5 separate regions of the Homo sapiens genome follow, and regions 2, 3, 4 and 5 are each linked to region 1. The links are chromatin loops, found by intact Hi-C in ENCODE. Cell type or tissue: heart right ventricle. All regions are shown on one strand. Each heading gives the region's core, and the rest is flanking DNA. Links, peaks and the distances in the headings are about the cores only. Region 1 holds the start of LOC124903167 (a long non-coding RNA gene). Region 2 has its middle 28 kb from the start of NRAD1. Region 3 has its middle 31 kb from the start of LACC1. Region 4 overlaps LOC105370182 (a long non-coding RNA gene). Region 5 holds the start of SMIM2-AS1 (SMIM2 antisense RNA 1).

Region 1 (4,877 bases), core at 504-4,503:
GACCATTTAATACCCGCAGGGCCCCTTTCTCCCTCCACGGCTGCCGTGGTAGGTGGCTCCACGCTGGCCGAATGGAGACAGCGCCGGCATTTCTACGCGCATCAAGAGCAATCATCATCATCTGAACTTAGGGATGCACTGGTTCCACAAAACATCTTATTTTTGTGCTGTGCCCACATTTAGTATAAATGATTTTTCATCAGTACATACCATAGCTTGCTCGATTTTGTTGTCAATAGCTACCACACTTGCACCAGAGGAGCTGAAAAAGAGGAGGGAAAAAGGTCATCGATAAATGGAATTTATCTTAAGCTTCCAAGATAAAAAGGATCTCCCAATTTTGTGATATTGCTAGCATCATATTTTGAATGTTATTTAACACTATGTAATGTATCACCCTCCAGAAAATGCCAGCCCCTCTCTTACTAACGAATATCCAGGCATCTCCCTATTTTAGTAAGCCACAAAGGACTAAATTACATAATGTGGGGAAAGCCTGTTCTCTGGCCAGACTTGCAAAAATAAGGTTTTTTAACATTTCGAAAAACAACATCCATGTCACCATAATCTCTCAGCAATGGACAAAGGAATTCGCCTGGCTATCTTTCACCTGTATTATTATAAGTATCCCACGAATAAATTTAAAGAAACTATCTTAGCCGACATTTACCTATTATCAAGTCTCACAGAAGCGTTTTCAGTCCCCAGCAAGGATGACAAGAAAGAAATTGAAAAATGTCTCAGTTGGTAAACTCCTAGATCCATCGCCACTGGTCTACACCATTGGGATTTCATGCAATTGCAGCCAAAAACACCCTCGTGGAAAAAAAGAGGGAACACCAGCAGCCTTGTATAAGCTAGATAAAATCTTCTGGCTTTCCGCAGCCCAGGGAGAAACAGAAAACGGCAGCCCTAATTTAAAGAAACCCAGCTTCTAGGGCTTGATGATCCCAGGCAGATGCGGATCCCAGTGCCGTGAAGAGGCGCTTCCCAGATCCGCAGCCGGGCTCCACTCAGCTCTAGACCAGGACTCCCAGTCTTAGTGCAAAATATATGCAGGAAAGAGCTGCGCCGATTGGCCGGCACGCCACTGGGACCGCCCCCTACTCCCTTCCAGGTCCTCCCGCTTCCCTGCTTCCCCGCCTCCCCCCACCCCCACCTCCGCCCCCATTCTCCAGATCCCGCTCGTGGGGTGGGCTGGCCTGGCGCGGGCCGTGCTCAGAGGGAGTGGGGTGCTGGGTTCGGAGGTTTCCACGGCGGCCTCAAAACACTGGGCCATTGCTTCGGCAGAAAATGTGAAGGGTCCCTGAAAAATACTATGGGGGCCCCCACACGTGCTTACGTTTAAGGGAGTCAGACCCCGGTCCCCGGAGCTGTGTCCCGCGGCTGCTTAACGGCGAAAGCTTCCTATTTGTAACCCGAACCGTCTGAGCTACTGGGCATGCCCAGTCCCACCACTGTAAGACTTCGAGTGTCTTGATTTCAATTATCTAGTTCTTACCGGCAGCGGTACTGGGAGGATTTTATAGACGGTTTTATTTTTAAAGATAATAATCACCCTGCAATCATGTATTTTTTTAATTTTAGAGGAAAAAAAATCACATTTGCTCTTTGAGAGATACTACCTTTTGTTTTATAGAAACAAAACAAAAAACATTATATATTCTTTGCTAGGCATGAGGGAAAGACTCCAGATAAAATCCAGGATCTTCCCAAAAAGCCCGTAGAGCCACAAACCTTAAAATCACATCTCCCTATTAGCATCTTCTCCCTAGTAACTAAATATGCCTTCTTCTATTTAGACCCAAAAAAGTCAATCCACAGGTTGAATTCCACATAAATCTATTTTTAGTTAAGTCCCTAAGGCACGTTTTTGCAAGCTGAGTGACAATTCCTCTAAGACTCAATCCCTCAATCCTATGAGCCTTCTTACATCAGAGGGATTGAAATATTATAAAGTATGTATTCAAAGCATACAAATCCTTGAAGTTAGTCTCTGCCCATTTGCAGTGTCCAGAACCAGAAAAGGGAGGATATAATGGTGGTTAAAAATAGTTAAGCAGCCAATAGATGCTGTAGGCTCACCTCTGTTTCACCCTCTTGGCCACACTGACCAAATAATTCCCTTCTCCAAACCAAAATCGAGAGATGTGGGTATAAAATAGCTTAACCCTTTCAAAATTTCCTATATTAATTTAAAATACTTGCAGGGATGCATCAATTAAGGCTACAATTTAATATACTAGAAATCTAAGCCCTGAAGTTTGCTAAATTATAATACAACATAAACAGTTTCCAAGTCAATACATGCGAGAAAGAAAACTTAACCTCTACAATACTGCCCTCTAATGGCATAATATAAAAACCAAAAAATCTACAAAGTACTTGGGGAGACCTCTCTAATCTGTAGATAAAATTGTGTCATCACAAATAATTCCAACATAAAATCTGACCGTAGAACATATATATGTAATACACGCACATGCACAAACACACACAGTCTTCTCTCCAAAATAAGCATCTTTCCTCAAGCAGCATCCTTTTCTAAAATTGCCATCAGATCCATTTAGACAGTTTTTAAGTTGACTCAATGCTGGTAGTGGGGGTAGGTAGATTTGGTTTTCAGAAACTGTCCAAAGTTATTAGGAACCAGACCAGATCGGTAAGCACAGTAAATGATGAAGACCACAATTCTCTTTTGGGTTAAAAACCAAAGTGTGACCAACTATAAAGTGATGAGATTCCCTTTTTACTGAAAGGTTCATATTCTCCAAATTTTAAGGCTTGGCTTTTGAATAACAATAATTGTTAACATATTTATAATTTATAAAAATTACATATATTAACTCATATGATGCTTTAAAAAAAAAGATACCCATTTCCAACAAAAGGAGACTAAGTAGAAGCTTAGAAATCGTAATTATTTGGGAAGCTGGCATGTGGTCCCTATGTCTATGAATGCTAACCAGAATATTATTTACTACATGATAGTCTCTATATTTTGAAAGTTAAAGTTATACCTAAAACTATTTGTATGCTAAATTCCATTTACATGTTTTAACTGAATGCCAACTTCATGAAAAAAGGGTATTAAAGCACCATTTAAGCTATAAAAAGAGCTTTAAAAAACAAAACTCTAAGGTCATATAAAAAAATTTTTAAATTCCAAGCTGCAGTTTTAAAAAATTACTAAATTAACTGAATTTATTCATGCCGTTCTTCAACATAAACAGAAAGCTGTTTTTATTTCAATCATTTTAACTGATCATCCATTGTATCAAGCAAGAGAAGCAAATATAAGCAACCATAGTCTATTTAACCCATTTTCCTATTGAAGGACATTACAGTTATTGTTAATACTTGGATATTTTAAATAAAATTGCAAGGAACATCCTTCTACATACATCCTTGAACATGTATGTGTGTGTGCACACTTCTGGAGAATTTGTTGAGCCAAAGGATAGGCAACTAAAAAAATGATTAGAAATCTAATTTTCTCATATATTTCACATAAATATGCTAGATTCCTTTAAAACTAGACTTTTGTATGAAAACTGAGAAGACATAATTTGAAAAAGAAGGCAAAGGAAATGGAAAGCTCCATGGAGGGAAAACCCTTGGATCAGAAATGTCCGTGGCACAAATGGCTAGAATTACATTCAAAGGCTCTTCTAATTGCAAGACAAACGATCCATATGTCTGGTGCCTCATCAGAGCTCACTGAGACTTGCTGACAGGGCAGAGAAAAATACTACAAGGCTTCCAGGAGAGATCCTTAAAGCCATGGACCATATAAGTCTATTTCAGGCACTGAGCAAAGATCAGGAGGTATCACCTCAGTGGGAACTCATACACATTAAACAGCCTGGACAATTGAGATTGAGGTATTTTCTAGTGTTGTCTGCCTAAAAGCCTTTTTACACAGATTCCAATTCAACTGCTACTGCATATTGGTAGCAAGCATGACAGGATAGGAAAAGAGGAACAGGCCTGAGTGTTTCTGTTTCCTGTAACATGTGCTTTTCTTCCAAACTTAATCTGACTTGGCCAACACCGGTACAGTTGGAGATTCAGCACTGAAATAGAGTAACCTCTTTCTCCCCCTATCCAAACTCCTTGCAAATCTAAAACAACTGCCAGGAAAGAAGCGAAGGCACATTACCCTGTACCTGACCAAATCACTGCTGTCTAAGGACTCCCACGTCACCTCCATTTTTCTAGTTTACTCTCACTAGGCATGGGAATATACTTACCAGGTTTAACAAATGAAACTACAGGACTATCAGTTAAATGTGAATGGCAGAAAAACAACAAATAGTGTTTTAGTGTTGGGTCCCACACACTGTCAAAACAAGAAGAAATGCCAAAGAAATGGCTGTTAAATTCAACCACAATTTACATTTCCTTATCTCCACAGAAAGGCTGGTTGGAAAAAGCTTCCAAAAGAGTAGAACAGTGGCCGGGCGCGAGCGCGATGGCTCATGCCTGTAATCCCAGCACTTTGAGAGGGTGAGATGGGCGGATCACTTGAGGTCAGGAGTTCAAGACCAGCCTTGCCAACATGGTAAAACCCCGTCTCCACTTTAAAAAAAAACAAAAACAAATAAATTAGCTGGGCGTGGTGGCACATGTCTATAATCCCAGCTACTGGGGAGGCTGACGAAGAATTGCTTGAACCCAGGAGGCAGAGGTTGCAGTGAGCTGAGATCGCATCATTGCACTCCAGCCTAGGCAACAGGGCAAGGCTCTGTCTCAAAAAAAAAAAAAAAAAAAAAAAGAATCGGAAAAGAAAAAGGATAAATCTAGGAGGTCCAACATCAAAATAGGATGCATTTCTATTTTGGAGAGAGAACAGAAGGAAGAGAATTATCAAATAA
Region 2 (4,877 bases), core at 558-4,557, 390 kb before region 1:
CATTTATCCCCAGCACCAAAATTAGTGACTGAAACAAAGTAGGCACTCAATAAACATTTGCTGGTGAGTAGCTTCTAGTGTCTAGTCCATCATCATCTTAGTAGATCTTTTGGGAAGGCATTAGTTTGTCTGTGACCCGACTAATGTGCAGTGTCCACTGGAGAATACGACACTCTGAGATCACTAGAAACATCACAAAATATAAAGGAGTGGTTGCCAATTTGCTCTGGTTTCATATATCTATATTATGCAGTCCAAGATTGCACTGGTCTTTTGGGGAGCTATGTCACATTGTCACCCTCTATCGGTCATCTCAAACCATTAAGTTTTTTTTCATGAAACAGTTGCTAACACCATAGCTTCCTATTCTGGAAGAGGATTCTTCTTCTGTTGCTGGATTCTTACATTTTTTGATCTTGAATTTAGAATACCACATACATCTCTGAGAAATTTAGCCTAAAAAATGCCTGCCTGGCTTTTGCTTGTGATTCTGTTGTCCAATCTTTAGTTCTTCCTGCTTTCTAGCATTGGCATAATTAAAGAGCCTGTAGCCTCCCAAAGGTCAGGCTTTCTGCGTTGCCTGTGCTCCCAGCACATGGACTGTCATCAAGAGCATCCTCAGTTGAATGTTTATTGGGCAAATTTCTAAAGGCATGCCTTTTATATTTCTTTCAAGTTATTAATTAAAATGTGAAAAAAGAACAGAATGGTTTAGCTTTCTACTGGAAATGTCCCTCTTTTGGTATCTATCTATCTATCCCAAATCCAGCACATTTGGGTTCAGTTCATTTTTTTCTCCTTCATCTTTCAGGAAATTTTGCTATCATCTAGATACACTGCATTTATACTACAGTACCAATTTCAATGAAAGAAATGAGTTTAGACTGACATAACCTAATATTAAGAAACCCATACAGGCTCCAGGTGATCACCAGTTACTCTTCCATGGCCCCCAAACCCACCACTTACGGGCAGATGTTACATGATCTCCCTGGTGGACACTCTGGTAGGGAAAGAATTTGTAGGAATCAATTGTGAAATTGCATTGACCTTTCTTTCACATTGCCACAGCAGTCAAGGATGTGTGTGGGGAAGTTGAAATAAAGAAGCAGCTACAGAAAAAAAAAAGAAAGAAAACAAAAACCTTAGAGGATGTATTTTTAAAGGATGTAATTTATGTGTCTATTTTGGGGGTACATAAATTCTCATCTTGTTTAGAAAAGCATCACATATCCAGTGCATATCCAAAATATGCACATTGATTATTTATAATGGGCAATGTTCAAGATGGAGCCTTCCTCCCCTCTTTAAGCCAAAGGGTTATTTGGGCCAAGAGGGTGCTGAGTGGAGGAAGCAGGAAGTCAGGGTGGGAGTTCACTATGCTCCATAACCCCTTTGAGAGCCCCATCGAGTTAAGAAAGCATTGGTTACATCAGCACTGCTTTTTTCTCTATTTATGTCACGGGTAGTGATTCTGGAACACTGTGAAGGGCCTTCCTTAGATTTCAATGCCCTTTTAAAACCAAAGAGCAGGTGGCAATGGACCAAGCCAATAGCCACTTTCAATACAAAACAGCATGGTCCTTTGGTCTTGAGTGCCTTCAGCCAGAATCCATCAGCATAAAGAGCCACATTTCCATGAAATATACAGGATATTTAATAGCAATCAATGTATTTCCTACATGATTTATGGCTGCCCCTTTTCTATGGATTTTGGCAAGAAGATGGGAATTCAGATGTGGCTATGTATGGGGCAATTCAACAGGCTTGGAACATCATTTTGTTGAAGTTAATTTGAGGAGGCTGTCACTTGCCTCAAATCTGTGGCAGTTAGGATGTTTGTTATTACATCTCTTCTCTCCATACTCTGTAAACTATAATAAATTTGATTAAAGTGCAGATACCTCATGGAGATGTTATTTTTGCTCATAAAGAGTCTTTCTGACACTCTTAAATGGCCTTAAAAATGAACCTAAAATGTCATTTTGGGGATTTGTAAGGCATTAGAGAGTTGCATCCATCTCTTTCTCCTTCCCTTCTTTCTTTCTCTTTAGAAGTGCTTAGAAAAGCATAGCATCTTGGGGTCAGAATATCATTATAAAGCAAATTACTGCTAAAATGACCTAAATGCCAACCTCATAGTCTTAAGGAGTCCTTTCCTTACACTGTGTGTTGAACTGATTGCTTGAAAATAACTAAATCGTCCGGGAGCTTTCAATCATGTAATGCCTCATAGTTCTTCTGGGGACAGAGACTGAATGTGGCTACTTTGCAGAGCATGACGTTTAATGATGCCAAGTGTCTTGATGAGTACTGTTTGATGAATAATAATAATAAATAATAATAATACCCCACAAGCATTCGCTGACTGATGCATTTAAGGACTCTGAAGAAACTCCTGATGCATCAATTTCACTGCTTCTCTATTTCTCCACCAGATGGCAGAAGAAGGGCCAGGATATTGACCCTGAAATTTTTTTTGATTCTTAGATATTAAATATGAGATGGTATCAAAGGTTGGAAGTGAACATTTAAATATATTCCCATAAATTTATGTTTATTATAAAATCATAAAGCCATTTATGATTTATTATTTATTATTTCATTATAAAATATATTTCCTACAGAGAAATATCTTGAAATAAATAAAGGGTGTGGAAAACTTTGATACTGTGTCAAAGGTTAAAAGTTAAGCCAGGCATTTTAGACCAGGGGATGTATTAATACTTTCTCTGATATCCTTACGAAATGGGCAGTGGGACAGAGAACCACTTAGTGAAAGTTTTTTTACCCATCCTCCTTTTGCACCTGGAAATGTAAATAAGAAAGATGTATGGATATAAAAGATGGTGTTTTATCCAATGCTGCAATGGCTCTGGGCCTTATAAGAATTGCATTCCCTGCCAGACACAGTGGCTCACGCCTGTAATCCCAGCACTTTGGGAGGCCAAGGCAGGCGGATCACGAGGTCAGGAGTTCAAGACCAACTTGGCCAATGTGGTGAAACCTCATCTCCACTAAAAATACAAAAATTAGCTGGGCATGGTGGCCAGTGCCTGTAATCCTGGCTACCTGGGAGGCTGAGGCAGGAGAATCATTTGAACCTGGGAGGCAGAGGTTGCAGTGAGCTGAGATCGCGCCACTGCACACCAACCTAGGTGACAGGGTGAGCCTCTGTCTCAGAAAACAAACAAACAAAAAAAACAGAATTGCATTCTGTACTCCTATCCAGTGTTATTTTGAGGATAAACTCTTAAAATTTATCTCACAGGGTAAAGTGTGTAAGAAAATTAAAAGGGGTAGTCAGGGACCTGAGGGCCATCAGCCAACACAAAGAAGAGTCTGAATTCTTAGAGCTGGTGAATGTTTAACATCTTGGCATTGTTCAGGGTTGCCCAAGTTTATTTAGTAAGTTCTTAAATAAATGGAGAAGAATGTTTTATTACTCTCATATAAATGGATTTAAAAGAGAGATCTAAAAAAGACAGTTTGTTTCAGCCAGAAAACAACTTCATTCATATTCTCATTGGTATTTCTCTCATCCATATCTAAAAACCAAAGCACTTCTCATGGATTTACATAGTCTGTCTTTTGAGATAAATGGTCATTAGATGACAATTTAGAGAGAAAAGGAGTGAGGTGAAAGAGATTGTTTTGAGAGTATCCTTTTTAGGCAATAACATGCATACTAGGAATGAAAAATTAATTTTAAGACAGTGGTTTTAAGATTTCTTAATCCATATTTGAGTAGTATATTTTAGGAAGTATATACACACATATGATATTTTACTGCACAGCCTCTGGGTTTTCTGAGGCCCTGGCTTAACCCTTTTCTAGTTGCCATGGCTACGAGGACACAAATACAACATCCATACCATGAGCTGGATCTATGAGGAAGAATTTCCAACTGTATACATAGTATGTGTATTTGACCCAAGCTTTTCAGAAAGAATTTGACACAATTTTAAATGTAGTAAATTGTCTGTGTGAGTCATACAATGGAAATAGCGTATGCAGCTAGGAAAATGTAGTCTCATAAATGAACCAAGGGGAAAATAACATTGGAACCCCGTTCTCTCTAAAACCTCCATCTTGCCTTCCCTCATCTCTTCCTGATGTAAAGAATGTCATAGAAAACTTGAAGAAAATCATTCTAAGCTTTTATTTTTTTCTTTTTAAAGTTCAAGCCTAAAATAAATGATTATTTTCAAGCAAATCATAAATCTGTAATCTGAGATACTGGTCTTGCAAAAACACTTCAACGCTTCCAATTACTGGCTGTAAACTGCTTTTCTAAAAACCCTCTTAAATGTTCACTCTGCATTCTGAAAGAAGAACACAGACTGAAATTTCATCGCCATTTGCTCTGATTCCTAACTAAGGTGCTCCTCACACAGAATCTCCAGGAAGCAGAGATGGATGGGTAGATTTTACAATGGAGAGAGGACCGGTCCACTCTCAAAGTTCCATCCTGGACATTGAATAGCATCTTGGGAGGAACCAAAATGGGATCCCACTCTGGGTAAGACATGATAACACCAGCAGTGAGATTCCTGTGGATAGGGGAGTTTTCTTGGGCAGGGGTGAAGAGATACAGAAGAAAAGCAGGGAAGTGTGAATGCTAGGGATACAAAGAGAAGCCCCGGCAGGGAGCCTCACACAGATGCTTAATAAATGCTTTTTGATTTGACTGAATGATCAAAGTGTGGTGTTAGCGTCAAGCAGTCTTAGCACCATCGCATATAAATGCCTTTGGCAATCCACATGTCGGTTTATCTGGGGGCGGGGGTCAGGCTGTCGGAAGGGATGCTGTGCCCTTGCTTGATGTGAGTGGGCAGCCAGGGCCAGCCGTGGGAAGGGATTGAATCGTGGCGTCC
Region 3 (4,877 bases), core at 388-4,387, 530 kb before region 1:
TAACATATTGTTATATATATATAATTTATATATAAAAAACTCAAATACTATAACTGTAAGAAATTTTTACATATCATTTTTTTTAGATAAATAAACTAAAACCCCAATATAAAGTCAGGAATGGTAGAGCTGGGAGAGAGGTCTGTGACCTCCTGGGAATCACTCGACAGTTAGTGTGAAACTAGATGCCAACTGTCTTGACCTTTGGATCAGAGCTTTTTTCATCACAGAGCTTTGCTTCATTGAATAATTTATTTACACATTCCACTCATCCATTTATTCTACAAAAAAAATTTAATAGCTCCTTCATGCCTGACACAGTGCTCAAGTTTGTAAGTACAAATTTTGAGAGTTTGCACTATTGTAAAGAATTGAATAACAAAATTAGATAAACTGCCACCAGGTGGCATAAATCCTCATACTGGCAAGGACGTTTGTAGGTAATTTGTAGTAACTATTCAGTTTTTCCTCTTAGACTTTTTTTTTCTTTTTCAAATTCAGATGGTGAGAACTGGTCTGAATGTACAATTCAGTCTTACTGTTTTCCATCAAGGTGTCACCAATCTTCCAGTCTCCCAGGCAGAAGTTTTTGAGGTATGTTTTGGTTTCATCTTCTACTTATTGAGTCACAGCTTATTCAGATTGGCTACTTTCCTCATCTTTAGCTCCTTTATAAAAACCTTCAATTTAGCAGTGTCAGGGAAAAAAAAAACTACCTTGGGTTGTTCTTAGCCTACTGCAAGTTCACTGCTGCCTCTGCTCCTGCTGTTCCATTTCCCTGAAATTCCTTCTTCTAAACTCTTTCATCATTGACTCACCAATGTTCAACAAATATTTGAGTGGTTGTTATGGTGATGCTGATATATGAAATGCCAAACTATATACTTTCCTCACATGCCAGCATCTGCTATGTCCCTCCCTGCCCTTCTGACAGTAGAGAAGTTCTAGTAGGTTAAATGCGTATACGATCAAATAATTGCTATATTAGGGGCATTTACCAGCCATCGTGGTGACCAAAGTATCAGCTTTGCAGAGGTGATCAAGAAATAAATTGGTCCTTGGTTTAGATATAGAGGTAAGTCAACTAGTTTAAATGGATACAGGGTCAAATATTGTCCTACACAGTGAGATAAAATGCATTGGCACTTCAAGTCTGACAATTTTAGACTCTGAAATTTTAGATGGGAAGAAGGTATGATGCATATAGGCAAGTGGCCAAAGTTGATTTTAAAAAGAAAGGCTGAAACCAGATTAAAAGGGCCCTTGAAGGACATGCAAAGAAGTTAGGACTTTATCTTTTAGGCATTAGAACCATTACAAGATACAGAAAGGGGATGATGTGAACAGATTTGCATTTTAGATCCTCTCTGGCTGGATGTGGCATGGATTGGAGAGAGGTGAGACCAGATATGTGCAACCAGCTGGGAAATAACCCTAGAGTCTGGGTGGGTGGGGATGTTAAGGCCTGAACCAAGTAAAATCTGTGCTGAAGGAGAGGCAGGGATGGATCTGAGACAGTCAACAGAATTTGGTGAGGAATCAAATATGGGAATAAGGAGAAAGTACTTTGTGACTGCCAGGTTCCTGGCTTAGGTCACTGAGTGAGGAGTGATGCCTTTAACTAGGCATAAAAGGATACAGGAGGCTGAGCAGCTTTTAGGGGGTGGTGGTGGTAGTGGTGGTGGTGGTGAATGTTTTGAGTTTACTTTGAGATGACTGTATGATTATTTGCACTAATCAATTTCATACATTAATATGTAGGTTAGAATGAAAGGTCTCAGTAAAGAAAACTTTCTTACTACCATTCATTCATCAATCGATTTGTCAGCCAAAAGTGCCTCCTTTATGTCTTATAAGGAGTTAGGTGCAATGGGTATTATGAACCTTACATCCCAAATTTTCCAAAGTGGTTTTATTTTTCTACAGTTTTTATTTTTGACAAATGCCATTCATTCAATATTTACTTAATATGACTAAATTTTTATGTCTTGTAAGACTTTTCTTACAAGTTAATAAATCACTAAAATGTTTACAGTATGAATTCTGCAAGTAAGGTATTTGTAGCCTAATCCAGAAGAACTCCATACTCACTAGAGAACCATTTAGTGGTAAACTGCAATGTTGTAAGGTTTCCGGGGCATCCAGAAAGTGGCTCTCATTTTGGGTAGGAGGAATTAGGAAGGGCTGCACCAAGAAGCTAGAACTGCAGCAAGGATCTGAAGATAGAACAATAGCTGCAAAGTCAGACAGTGGGTGAAGAAAGCAGCATCAGGAAAAACATCTGGTTCGAATGACTTTGGTGCGTTCAAGGGAGATTGAAGACCTTGGCCTCTCTTGATTAGCCTTTTGGCTCAGTCACAGAGGGTGACTAAATTCATCTGAGGGGGGTTGTATAATTCCTATTACTACTTTCTTTTTTTTTTTTTTTTTTGAGACGGAGTCTCGCTGTCGCCCAGGTTGGAGTGCAGTGGCGCGATCTCGGCTCACTGCAGGCTCCGCCCCTCGGGGTTCACGCCATTCTCCTGCCTCAGCCGCCCTAGTAGCTGGGACTACAGGCACCCGCCACCTTGCCCGGCTAATTTTTTGTATTTTTTTTTAGTAGAGACGGGGTTTCACCGTGTTAGCCAGGATGGTCTCGATCTCCTGACCTTGTGATCCGCCCGCCTCGGCCTCCCACTACTTTCTTATATGTATCTTCAATTTGGGATCAACTTTGTGATGATTTGTCTAAGGTATAATGAAAATTTTTACTTCTGTGGTTTCCAGATTCTGTTTTTTCATTCCCTTCCTGGCATTTTTCAATTTGCATCTCATTTTGATTTTCAGCTTTTCTGACCTTAGTCATAAAAGCTTTTGATAAATTTTAGTATTACATAATCACCCTTGTTTCTCCTTTTAGTAACATCCCCATTTGCCTGTGAGGTCCACATGTAGCCTTTTGAGGTAATACAATTGAAACTTTTATTACAATTAACTGTGAATAATAAGATAAAATATATCCTCAAGAGCTGTAAATGAAATAAACACTTGGTACTGAAAATCTATAATGTAATAAGGATATATAATAGTGCCTCCTGCACATTCGATAAATGTAGTAGACATTCAAGAAACATTTTCAATGGATGAATTTTACACAATAACCTAAAGAAGACTGCATCTTCTTTGTTAAAAAAGTTTGTTCTGCCAAAGCAAGAAATACAGCAGGAGGCTCAGGGCATAATCTGCCAGGCCCGGTGCTTCTGCAAATGATTTCCTCTGGTTTTGTCCTCAGTCAAGGCAAGCTCTGGCTTCCTGGTGCTCTGAGGTGAGATGAGGGTCAGGGACCTGGTGTGTCAACTCCCTTCTCTCCAAGCGGCCCTAGTTCAGGGATCTGTATGAAATGCATCAAAACATCAGTCCAAGTGGCTGACATCCACTTCAGCTATTTGTTTGCAAATAGGAGTTCTAAATGCTTTGAAAACAGTTTGTTCTTTAAAGTTGGTAAGCATTCCTTTTATAATTTGTCTACACTCTTTTTGAACAAGCTACTAATATTACTGATAAAATAAAATGAAAATTCAACTAGCCTTACTTTGATGGTTGGTCATAAGTTCAAAATAATCAAAGTCCAAATTAATGAGATTTTATTATCTATGTATACAAGTTTACCTATATAGGCTTACATGTATGTGAATTAAGAATCATAGCAATTTAGCACTGGAAGGAAACATAAAAAAGAATTCTTTCTAAACCCTACATTTTGCAAATGAAGAGATATGTAACTAGTAAATTGTTCTTTTTCTTGCACCCAAGAGACTAGTTCTATATTTAAACACAATCCATAAATAGCCTCCTTTACAGATATAATTTGCTGTGATTTCACGGCTCTGCTGAGCACATTACATGTTACGTAATGCTTTTACTTCTATTAGCTGTGTCTTAGCATCTCCTATAAATCTGCAGCCTCTTTGAAGGTAGAGATTATATTTATTTTTGCATTCCCCAGAGAACCTGCCCCAGCCCTATCCCCACAGCTGATTCTGGATTGAGCATCCAGCATCTGCAGGTGGCCATGAGCCTATGCGGAAATCAAGGAACCAGGCTCTGGGTTCCTGTGGGTCGCCTGTGGGCTAGGCAAATTTTCTTCTGCTTCAGAACATCTGATAGTTTCTCTGGATTGCCTTGTTTGTATTTGGAGTCCTGTTGTCTCTATTCTTCACCTGATAGTTATGAAGCTGTGCCCCTATGCTGAGGCCCACCCATCCCATTGTTTTCCCCATCCCAACCTCAACTGTCTTAAACTAGACTGGATTTGCCATTCCCTTATTTGGGCACAAATTAGAATTGCTGCCACTTCTCCACCCTCTCACCATTGTGCCCTTCACCTCCGCGTGCTGTGTGGTAAATAACCCAGGCAGCCTGCAGTGATCCCACTCTTAGAGCTAAAGCTATTGCTTGCTTTGCACTGTTACATAACATAAATGAGTGCTCAATGATTTGAAAGAATAAATTTGGACATTAATGATTCACTTAACAAATACTTATTGAATACCTAATATATACCATACCACCATCACCTTATTCTCTGTGCTGGGATATAGCAGAGAATAAAACCAAGTCCCCGCCCTCATGGGATTACATTCTAGTCAGGGAGGTACACAATAAGCAAATAAACAAATAGACATATAATATAAAGTCACTGCTAAAAAGTAAGTGCTGTCACAAAATGTAAGGGAAGGGAATAGAAAATGACAGGAGGGAGTGCTATTTTAGACAGGATAATCAGGAAAGGCCTGGACATACTGACATATTGGAATCATCTGAACATAGATGGTATTTAAAGGATAGAGTAAGTGAGATCATCTGAAGAATAACGTGGTTAGTGAAGAGATGTGTGA
Region 4 (4,877 bases), core at 311-4,310, 450 kb before region 1:
AGATATCACTTAAATAATTTTGCGCTTGCTACAAGGTTAAGACATTGTAGTATATGCATAGTCAATCTCTTTTTCTCCTACTCTCTGGAAAGGAAATTTTGTCCACTTAGCATTTTCTTCTTTCTCCACCTTATTTTTCGGAGTATGGTAATCAGTGAAGAAAAAAAACAAAGGAAGAAGGAAGAGGGACAAAAGAGAAGTGGCTGATCTGTTTGAGTATCATTGTGATGTCTTTGGTTGAGAGTAGAAAAGCATATTGGGGAGGAGAAAGCCTTCAGGAGCTATTACAGTGTGAGAATTAGAGAACAAGATGAAAAAGGTGGGATACAGAGACTATTTTAAGATGTGGTGCTGTGGGTTAGGAATTGTAGGTTCTTTAATGTTTTCTGAAAATGGAGAGCCAAGGCTGAAATTACTCTGTAATGCCTTTTTGTTGCTGGGTTGTTTCTGTGAATGTGACACTGGGCTGAATTGAACCACAGTGAAATCTGGAATTTATTTGATTTGCACATAAATGGGATTATATCAACCATACTGCTTTGTAATTCCTTTTGTCTTGAAAATATGTGATGGAGCTTCTATTTGAGTCAACCAATATGAATTACATGATTCTTTTCAGTGGATGCATAAAGTCTCTTGTATGAATACCTCGTATCTTTTTGAACTAGTCTCATGTTGGTGGACATTTTGGTTGTTTCTAATTGTGATGAACATCTTGTGTATACTTGCATATTTATGTAACTACCTCATTGGGATAGATTCTTGGATATAAATTTTCTGCATGAAATGGTATGTACGTTTTACATTTTATTACATAACACCAGCAAAAAGTCATGCTGATTTATATTCCTCTCACTGTATATTAAAGTCCCATATCCACAAAATCTCATTCTTATCATTTCTTATTAGTTGGTGAAGATTAGCACAATTTTGACAACATATCTACAGTATACACATGAAGAAGCTGAAACCCAGAGAGATTGAGGGATTCTTGCCTAAGGTGTTAGAACTGATAGTTCTAGTTCATCGGCCTCTTTAGAGGTGTCATTGCCTGGAAGATCCAGATGATAATATGTCCATCAGGCCTTACAGAAACCACCCACAGGGAAAAGGAAGATACTTAAAACTGGCAAATGAAACAATTTCCAGTTCAATCCATCTGTGTAACAAGGGCATACACACCACTGTGACGAGATGATGTGTGTAAAAGTGCTTTGTAAATCACTGGAGATTGAGGCACTGTTTGGGAAAACAATTACCCCTTTCACCTGGATAATTAGGACTGTGTATTTAGCTAATAGACAGGAATTATAAATGTTTGCTGTTTGACCTTGCATTTGAGTGTCATTTTTATCATCTGCAACTCGATAGCTAAATTCCTAGTAAATGAAGCATTTATTATAAAAAGTGCTGACACAGTACTAAATCTGGACCACTTTTCCTTGTGATAGCCTGATGATTAAAGGCCAGAATGTCCAATTCTGTGCTGTCTCATAGCAAATGTACTATAGGCAGTGTTCTTCCGCTGTTAATCCGTGTCCCCAGGTTGCCTCTGACCTTGACCCAGGAGGCCTGTTGACTCCATGCTCATTTATACTCATTTTGTCTCTAGAAACACTGATCCAGACAGCTCTTTCTGAGTTTATTTTACTTGCTCCGGTCCTGCTAGACTCTTAAGGATTTCAGGCACCAGAACAGCTGTGTTTAACCTTGTCCATTAAGTCCTTACCCAAGAAACCCGTCTGAATTGGTGATGTTTCTGAAAACACAAATGAGGCCAAATTACAAGTGGAGGAAGCATCTGGGTTAAAATAAACTGTCACCAGACAAAAGCTATCTCCTTCCATTTTCTTTTTTTGTAAGAAAAACAGGTTACTAGCTATAATCTTATTCTTAGGTAAAATGTGCTGTTCTAGTCTTTTTAAAAGCACTTGCCTCAGAATTTCTACTCAGCAATAAGAAGAGGGGGCAGACCCCGTTATCTGCTTGTAGTAATAAAGATCCACATTTATCTTCTGCAGTTCTGGCTTTGGTATTCTTACTTTGAACTGGAATAGCACAGGAAAAGTGGATTGAGGACCGCACAATTGGAGCATGACTTGTGTTGCCTGGTTACTGAGACTCTCCAGAGATTAGATTGTCAGGGTACTTAGATGCACAGAAAAGCAAACAAACAAACCTCCTACCTTCCTGGTAATTCTTTTATGAGGACAGGGCAGCTTCTAAAATTGGAAACCTAGATTAGGGGAGAAAATAGTTTCTATTAGCAGAAGAGGATGAATAGTAATTATCTTCAACGCTGTCAGGTGGCCTCACCATTTGTGAGTCATGGTCAGTGGGAAGTGGCCACACTCAGTATGAAGGGTTTCATGTTGCTTTAATTCTGGGGACCCTCAGATGATGCTGCACAGGCCTGCTGATCTTCAGAAGCTGCTCTACGCATCTGCAATAAAAGAGAAGACCTTCTAAGTCACTCACTGGTTTTGAAAGAAGTAACATAGAAGCAGGCTTTTAAGTATCCCTAAGGAGGGCACTATAGGATTTGTATTGGAAATGGATCTGAAGACTTAGGAGAGACTAGAAGATTAGAAATGCAGAGAGGTCAATTTGCTTCCACCAGCTAGTTTATAACTAAGTGTTGGCCACATTATCTGCTTTTAGCTCTGTGTCTTCATTGCCCTTCTCAGTGTTCTTTTTCCCTAGGTCACAGAACGTTTTCCTGAATCGGATTCTGGGTTAAAGCTGCCAGTAGGAAGAATTCACATGAGATTTCAAAGGTGGAAGAGAAGGAGAAGGTGTTTTTTTCTTGCAACAGTTTGGCTGGGGAGCTGAGATCTTCACTGAGGGCTTCCTTTGGCTCCGGGTTCCCGTGGACAGGCAGCCGATGTCATCAGTGGTGGCTTCTCTGTGATCACTATACCACCAGGTCTCCTAAAGTGGCCTTCTTGACCTTTGCCTCCCCAGCTCTTTCAATGGTTATGTGAAACTCTAATTATGTACATTAAATATCTTTCAGCTCATAATACATAGAGTCATTTCCCTCCCCACATATGGAGTAATTCTGAATGACATAAAGGCTTAAGCACGAAGGCCCAAAACCTTGGTCACCTATGTTGATAAATCTGAATTTTGATTAGCGCCAAATTATAGACCAATATATGTCTTACAGACGTTAAAAAACATATGGTATAATTTCATTTTTATAAAGTTCAAAAGCAAACTAATTTGTGATTTTAGAAGTAATGATGAGTGTTTATGTTTGGAAAAGGCTGAGCAGGGTGGGGACTTGATGGGCCATGAGAGAGGCTTGAGATGCTAGTAATACTTGATTTCTTCATCAAGGTTGTGCTTAGATGGTTGAGTTCTTTTTGTGATAATTCATTAAGCGAGATCATCATAATATGCCATTTTTCTTTCTTTTTTTTTTTTTTGAGATGGAGTTTCACTCTTGTTGCCCAGGCTGGAGTGTAATGGCACGATCTCGGCTCACTGCAACCTTCACCTCCCAGATTCAAGCAATTCTCCTGCCTCAGCCTCCCAAGTAGCTGGGATTACAGGAATGTGCCACCACACTAGGCTAATTTTGTATTTTTAGTAGAGACAGTGTTTTTCCATGTTGGTCAGGCTGGTCTCAAACTCCCGACTTCAGGTGATCTGCCCACCTCAGCCTCCCGAAGTGCTTGGATTACAGGTGTGAGCCACCGTGCCTGGCCAATATGCCACTTTTCTTTATATATATGTTAAAATTTAATAGAAAATTAATTTTAAAAAATTTAAGGCTGCTAGGAAATTTCATTTTCCTTGTGCCAATCCTAAAATGACAATTTAATTATTGAATCCAATCTTACTCTTTGACAGATGATACAACTGAGACAGCAAGAGACTAAGTAACCTGCTCAATGTCAACCTTCAAGCCCAGTTTTCCATCCATTTATAACCTGGTTTAATGTGAGAATTTTAAAAATCAATTTTCCTAGTTATCTTTTTTCCCCATTTTTTTTTCTATTTATAGTCAAATGGAAACAAACTTTGCATAAAAATAGATGGGAAGATTGACTCCAAGCTAATTTGTCATCTCAGGCATTACTTAAGAAATGTCAAAGTCTCTAGTGAAAAGATTTATGAGTAATATCGGTAAAGAATGTGCCAAACTTGCCAAGGTATTTAGCATTTAGGAGTAGGAAGCAGAAGAGCTGCTTCAGCAGTGATTTGGATGTGACTGTAAATCAAGCAAAAAAAGCCACATGTTGTAAAATGTCACCAAGAAAGGTAAGTTGGGTATTGCTTAAAAACTCACACCAGTTTTGTCCATTTGTCCATTTCCCACAGCTTCTGCTGCCATTGAGCCACCTAGGTAGTCATCCCTGAATTCCTCAGGCCTAAGAGGCCCATCAGCTTAGCATTACTTTGCCTGCTGTTCTTCCCCAGAGAATATGGGCTGACTGGTAAATGCCCCTCAAGTGAACCCTATGTTCCAGGGAGTTCCACCAAAGGAGGGCTACTTCCCCGGAGAGCTGAGGATTTTATAGTTAACAAAGGACAAGAAGGTTCTTTCTGCAGAGTGCTTCTCCCGGCTCCCCCCGGCCCCACCACCAGGGCCCAAATCTTAATATATTTTACGACATTCTAGGTCCATTACAACACACACATGCTTGTAGTCTTTTAACCCATTACTTTCTTTTTTTTTCTTTTTGTTTTTGAGATGGAGTCTTGCTCTGTCGCCCAGGCTGGAGTGCAGTGGCGCGATCTCGGCTCACTGCAACTTCCACCTCCTGGGCTCAAGTGATTCTCCTGTCTCAGCCTCCCAAGTAGTTGGGATTACAGGCGCCCACCACCATGCCCAGCTAATTTTTTTTTGTATTTTAGTAGAGATGGGG
Region 5 (4,877 bases), core at 343-4,342, 330 kb before region 1:
TTTTCTAGTCCAAAACATCACAGTCCTCCCACTGCACAGCTGCCTCTACCTGGCCTGTGCCTTCTTGCGAAAAGCTCTTTGGTGTGGCTGGCCAGACTTCAGAACTGCATGTTTCTGTTGAAGAAAAAAAAGTCTGAGTTAGGAATTTAGTCTCACTTAGACTCAGCCCTTTGGCCTGAATGCAGAGAAAGAAGTCCAAGTCCCTGAAGTCCAGAGAAGGAAGAGTTTCTGGAGCTAAGCCAAGGTGACCTTTCAACAAGGAGCACCCTTTATTGAGGCAAAGAACAGAATCTTTGCTCTTTTGCTGAAGGTGCCCCCTCCACTTAGAAAACTGTTTCCCCCACTCTCCCCTTGGCCGACTCCTGCTAGGCATTCATAAGTCCCAAGTCAGGAATTGCCCCTCTAGGACACCCACCCTCCTACCTCCTGTGTTCCCACCACACCCGTGCTTTCCTCTGACATCACACTTGCCCTTTAGGTGACTTCTCTCCTGCTAAACTGTGAGCTACTTAAGGTCAGCATTCGGTTTTACTCTGCTAAGAATCCCTAGTGCTATAAACTTCATAAATGTTGAGTGAATAAATGAACAAAAGTGGCCAATCCAAGCCTTTGTGGGGAGTATTAGAGTAGGGTTTAGATCTGGAGTACAGAGAGGGCCAGACACCTCCTACCTGACTACAGAAACTTCCCCTCTCCTCTGCCACCCCTCAGACTTTGATGCTCTTTCAGTCATTGGTAGCAACGATACCAGAAATGCCTTAGGAGATTCATCTTTGTCTGTGAAGCTGGAGGTGTCAAAGGAGTTCTGCTCTTTGCTTTGGGTTCATGGTTCATTCCGGGAGGCTGAGAGCTGAGGCTCTGCCCTGGTGGGTTCCTAGCAGAGGAGAAGGAAGATGCAGTTTCAGAATCCCACCTGATTATATTTACTTCGGCAGTTATGGCTAAAGGTGCTCTAGGTTGGGGAAACAAGAATCAGAGGATGCTTCCTTCCCATTCGACAGTATATATCAATCAACACGACTTTCTTGAGTTAACCCCAACATCTTCAAGTACGATTTAGAGGCAGCCCAGAGAACCTGGTGCAAGCCCTGAGCTGACACAGTGCAGGATGAGAAGGCAGACACTAGGGAAGGAAGTTCATCTCTCTGCAGATACTGTAGGTAACTGAGTGTGCATGGGGCTACTGCCCTAGCCGGGCCATGACCCGTTCAACTTTCCACCAAATATCTCTCCTCTGCGCCAGCTTCTGAGGATTGGACAGAAGCCAGGTGGTGCTGCAACCATGAAGACCCATTATTTGCTAACTTGGGCTACTCTCCTTTTGGAACCCTCACCTGCAGGTGACCCCCATGCTGCACAGCAGGCTCAGGGTGGTGGTGGAGCCTCCTGTGCACGAAGCTCCTGTGGGGTGCTGCTGCCCTGGGCTCCCTTTTCCTCATCTGTGTGCTCTGTCTGTTTACTCTTTACCTACGGATTCATGAAACACACGTGAAGCAAATTGGCAGCAGGGATTGGTGGCCAGACAGATCCAAGGTTGAAGTCCCTGATCTTGTACTTGCACAAGTTGTCTGTTGTCCCTGGGCCCTATTTTCTTTATCTATCCAATGAAGCTAAAAATCCCTACCTTGCAGGTTGTTGTGATGATGAAAGCTGTTTCTCGACCTTAAGTACACATTAGAATTCCCTGGCGAGCCTTAACATGCCAATGCCCTGGTCCTACCCAATCAGTCTTTGGAGAGTAGACCCAGGCACCAGTATTTTGAAGATTCCTGGGAGATTCCTAAGCGAACCCTAGGTTGTGAACCCTGGGTTACAGACAATGTGTATAACCTGAGTGACATACTGCTTTCAGAATAGACTATCCCATTAATAAATGATACCAATATTACTATAATATTATTGCTGCTCCTAATCTTCCTTCTGCCAAGAAAGGAAGTACGGTTGTGGGCCTAAAATATCCAAACTGTAAATAACAGAGCACATATAAGTGACATCACTAGGCTCCAAGCTGCTCAGTGAGATAATAACAAGAGTGACTTGAAATAGCCAGTCAGCTGTGAGGACCCCAGTTCTTTAAAATACGTGCATGCCATCTCTCACGTCCCTGCCTCATCCAGCCTGGGTCTATGCCAGTAGAAACTTTTCCAGTTAAAGCCCAGTGCCTTTATTTCCAGTACTGATTGTCACCTGGGAGACAGCTGTCAACTTGTGCAACCCAAGTTACCTTTGCTCTGCAGTAAATAGATGAGTCACAGTTGGTCCTAGCAGGTCAAGGAACAAGCAGCCCTGGGCCATCCTGTCTGGTGGCTGAGGCTGCTGAGACAATGCCCTTGGTGCCTATGAAGGAGTCATAAAGTTGGGCTTGACACTCTTTAAAGTTATCTTAGTTTGCTGATTGTTTGGCTAGAGGGACTGGTGTTGAGCCCTTCCTGGCTGTATTAGGGCTTTGCATGATAAGTGTAATTAGGGTGAGAGGAGGCTGAGCAGGCTTCAGTGTCTGAGGTGGCAATGGGTCAGGCAGAGCAGTGCAGGTCATTGACCTCAGTAGAAAACCCCCAAGCTGCACTTTAGATACCAGGTCCCTTCTTTTTCCAAACTAAAAACGTCCTGGGTGTTGGTAGCAGAAGGGCCGACTATAGGTTAATGTTGCTACTTATCCTGATTTGTGGGGCAGGGAGGGCTAGCTTTAGTTTTAAGCCAAATGTTTAAATGTTTCTCAAATCTATCTACCTCTTTACCTCCAAACCACCCAAGTCTGGGCCAGAATCATTAAAAGATGGTGCACTTGTGCCGACTTGACAGCCACAGCCTCCCACCAGGATCCCCACATTCTCTCCTGCCTCACAGAGCAGCCAAGATGATCCAGCCTCACCTCAGGTCAGACCATTTCACTCCCAGTGTGAAACCCTTCCGTGATTCCTTGATACTTTTGGGATCAAGCCTGACCCTTTGATGTGGTCTCCAAGCCTAGGTCAGCCTGACCATCATCCTCTTACCGCCTGACATTGCTGCAGGTGGGTGGAAGGCCTCGGCTCCTCTCAACTCCAAGCTTCTTTTCCTTTTAGGTATTGGAACCACATTCTTCCACCCACCTGGGGCACTTTCTCAAGCAAAACTCTCAGCCGCCTTCAATTTTGAGCTTAAACTTTACTTCTTTTCTTCCTCCCCCTAGAGTTCCTCACACATGAGCCCCTTGAACTCTGAGTTTGGGATCCTAAAACTTCTTAAGCTTTATTGTTACCCCTTACCTAACCAGAATCTAAGTTCCATGAAGGAGGGACCTCATCCATACTCCCCATGCCAGTGAATACATTTCGAGTAAACCCCAAAAGTATTTGCCAATGATAAGGTAAAAGCAGTGGGTTTCACAAAGGACAATACCATTTGCAGAAGAAGCACCACATAGCAATAAAAACCCAAATGGTTATCCAGATTATGTAAGGGCCACAATCATGGGCAAGGTCCCTATCATGTGTAAGAGACAATGTGAGTTATTTTGTCTATATGAAATATGCCTTTTGTTTGGTAGTTGTCATTTTTTCAAAGAACTTTTTGCTAGGCTATCGAAAAGGTGAACGACTCAGGAGAATGGGCATTATAGTTGACGGTTATTTAGCAACTACAGTGTGCCAGGTCCAACAACCTTATGAAGTAGGTGCAATTATTACTGCCATTTGGTGAATAAGGAAACTGAGATGCCTAGGAAATTAAGTAATTTGCCCAGTGCTATACAGCTGATCGGTTGAAATCGTATCTGAAGCCAGGCACTGCCATTCCCAGGCAGGCACCCATTGTACTGTCTCCCTGTGGAACTGCAGATCACCTTCCAATATTGAGGGTCTTCCACATTTGCCGGAAAATACCATGGGCTGAAGATGTGCAACAGGCTTTACCTCCCTCTCTCAAGAGGTGGAGCTGGTTCATGCCTCAGAACATAAAAGGGTGGGGTTTGATTTCTCATCTTTGTGAATTATTTCTGAAGAGTTTATTGTATAATCAGTGACTAAGTAATTGTGGCCACGAGGAGATACAAAGATGTTTCATTATGGATGGTGTAATATTTAACTTCACGGAAAGGACCCGGGGCTCTGTGGCTTCCCATCCGTCTTGTGACCCGGAATCATGGTGATCTAAAAGAGCCCTGTGACTCTGGGAAATTTGTTATCAAAGGATGTTAGCCACAAGTCCTGTTGGCAAATGGACCCCAGGTGGCCTGCAGTGCCAAGCTGTTTCCCTGCCAGCCTCCCAGTCTGGCCCTGACTCTCCAATGTAAGTGAGGGGCACAATGGAAATGTTATTTTAGGCCTTTCCACTTTAATTGCATTTCCTACAAGAGCGTCTGCGGGTTTTTCTTCATTTTGCTGGTGCCTCCCATATGAGTGGAGATCCACTGAGCAAGGTCATTGACCTACTAATTGTTAAAGGCATGTAGAAGCTCGGAGGGCTCGGTTCTCAACAATATCCTAATTATTATGCATTGGTTAGATGTTCTCTTCCCCATACTGTGTTATTGGGTTCATACTGGCTTCTAGTAGTAAAATCACTTGCTCTCTCTCTTAGCATGGTGACAATTCTGTTGTGATTAACTCTTTCCCAACTTCTTGAACCTGAGAAATATATTATTCTATTACAAGGAGTTCAAAAATCGTATATATATTTTTCTCTTTTATAACACACTTCTATGAAGTATCAGACATTTCATTTGCACTTTCTCATCTAACCTTCGCAACATCCTTATGCATACTTATTATTATTGTGTCCACTTTATAGAGGGGAATATTGAACAGAGGATTTGTTTGTTTTGTTTTATTTTGTTTTTAAGTGACTGACCTATCAAATGTCACACAACTAGTAATTAGCAGACTGGGTTATAAACT

The links. Hi-C counts contacts between places; a loop is a spot of excess contacts. Peaks named below come from ENCODE experiments on the same cell type or tissue, not always from the same donor. Only the 100,000 strongest peaks of a DNase experiment are listed, where the experiment ranks them.
Region 2: a loop joins it to region 1, with 18 times the contacts of the local background. A loop is called at or near these places in 100 of 110 quality-filtered maps.
Region 3: a loop joins it to region 1, with 7 times the contacts of the local background. A loop is called at or near these places in 93 of 110 quality-filtered maps.
Region 4: it touches region 1 in a loop (9-fold over the local background); 10 of 110 quality-filtered maps call a loop at or near these places.
Region 5: a loop joins it to region 1, with 3 times the contacts of the local background. A loop is called at or near these places in 10 of 110 quality-filtered maps.

The regions. Positions count from the first base shown.
Region 1 is chr13:44,435,834-44,440,710 of GRCh38, forward strand. TSC22D1 (TSC22 domain family member 1) reads right to left here. Exons shown (of 3, transcript NM_183422.4): 2 at 211-262. It overlaps LOC124903167 (a long non-coding RNA gene), which reads left to right and starts at 1,371. Exons shown (of 4, transcript XR_007063778.1): 1 at 1,371-1,459. RefSeq lists an enhancer at 1-14. In heart right ventricle, for the core only: CTCF peaks have their summits at 2,359 (motif pointing left) and 2,561; a DNase peak (open chromatin) is centred at 1,088; H3K4me3 peaks cover 1,901 bases; H3K27ac peaks cover 2,330 bases.
Region 2 is chr13:44,048,215-44,053,091 of GRCh38, forward strand. No RefSeq gene overlaps it. Among named protein-coding and RNA genes, the nearest start is that of NRAD1, 28 kb to the left of the region's middle. In heart right ventricle, for the core only: CTCF peaks have their summits at 2,445 (motif pointing right) and 2,644; no DNase peak of the experiment used is centred there.
Region 3 is chr13:43,908,183-43,913,059 of GRCh38, forward strand. No RefSeq gene overlaps it. Among named protein-coding and RNA genes, the nearest start is that of LACC1, 31 kb to the left of the region's middle. In heart right ventricle, for the core only: a CTCF peak has its summit at 418 (motif pointing right); no DNase peak of the experiment used is centred there; H3K27ac peaks cover 633 bases.
Region 4 is chr13:43,984,385-43,989,261 of GRCh38, forward strand. It overlaps LOC105370182 (a long non-coding RNA gene), which reads right to left. Exons shown (of 6, transcript XR_941918.3): 5 at 2,317-2,443; 6 at 2,194-2,236. Among named protein-coding and RNA genes, the nearest start is that of NRAD1, 36 kb to the right of the region's middle. In heart right ventricle, for the core only: a CTCF peak has its summit at 2,539; no DNase peak of the experiment used is centred there; H3K27ac peaks cover 2,117 bases.
Region 5 is chr13:44,106,344-44,111,220 of GRCh38, forward strand. It overlaps LINC00390 (long intergenic non-protein coding RNA 390), which reads right to left. Exons shown (of 4, transcript NR_132368.1): 3 at 749-874; 4 at 1-114. It overlaps SMIM2-AS1 (SMIM2 antisense RNA 1), which reads left to right and starts at 4,206. Exons shown (of 5, transcript NR_104065.1): 1 at 4,206-4,269. In heart right ventricle, for the core only: no CTCF peak of the experiment used is centred there; a DNase peak (open chromatin) is centred at 2,213; H3K27ac peaks cover 4,000 bases.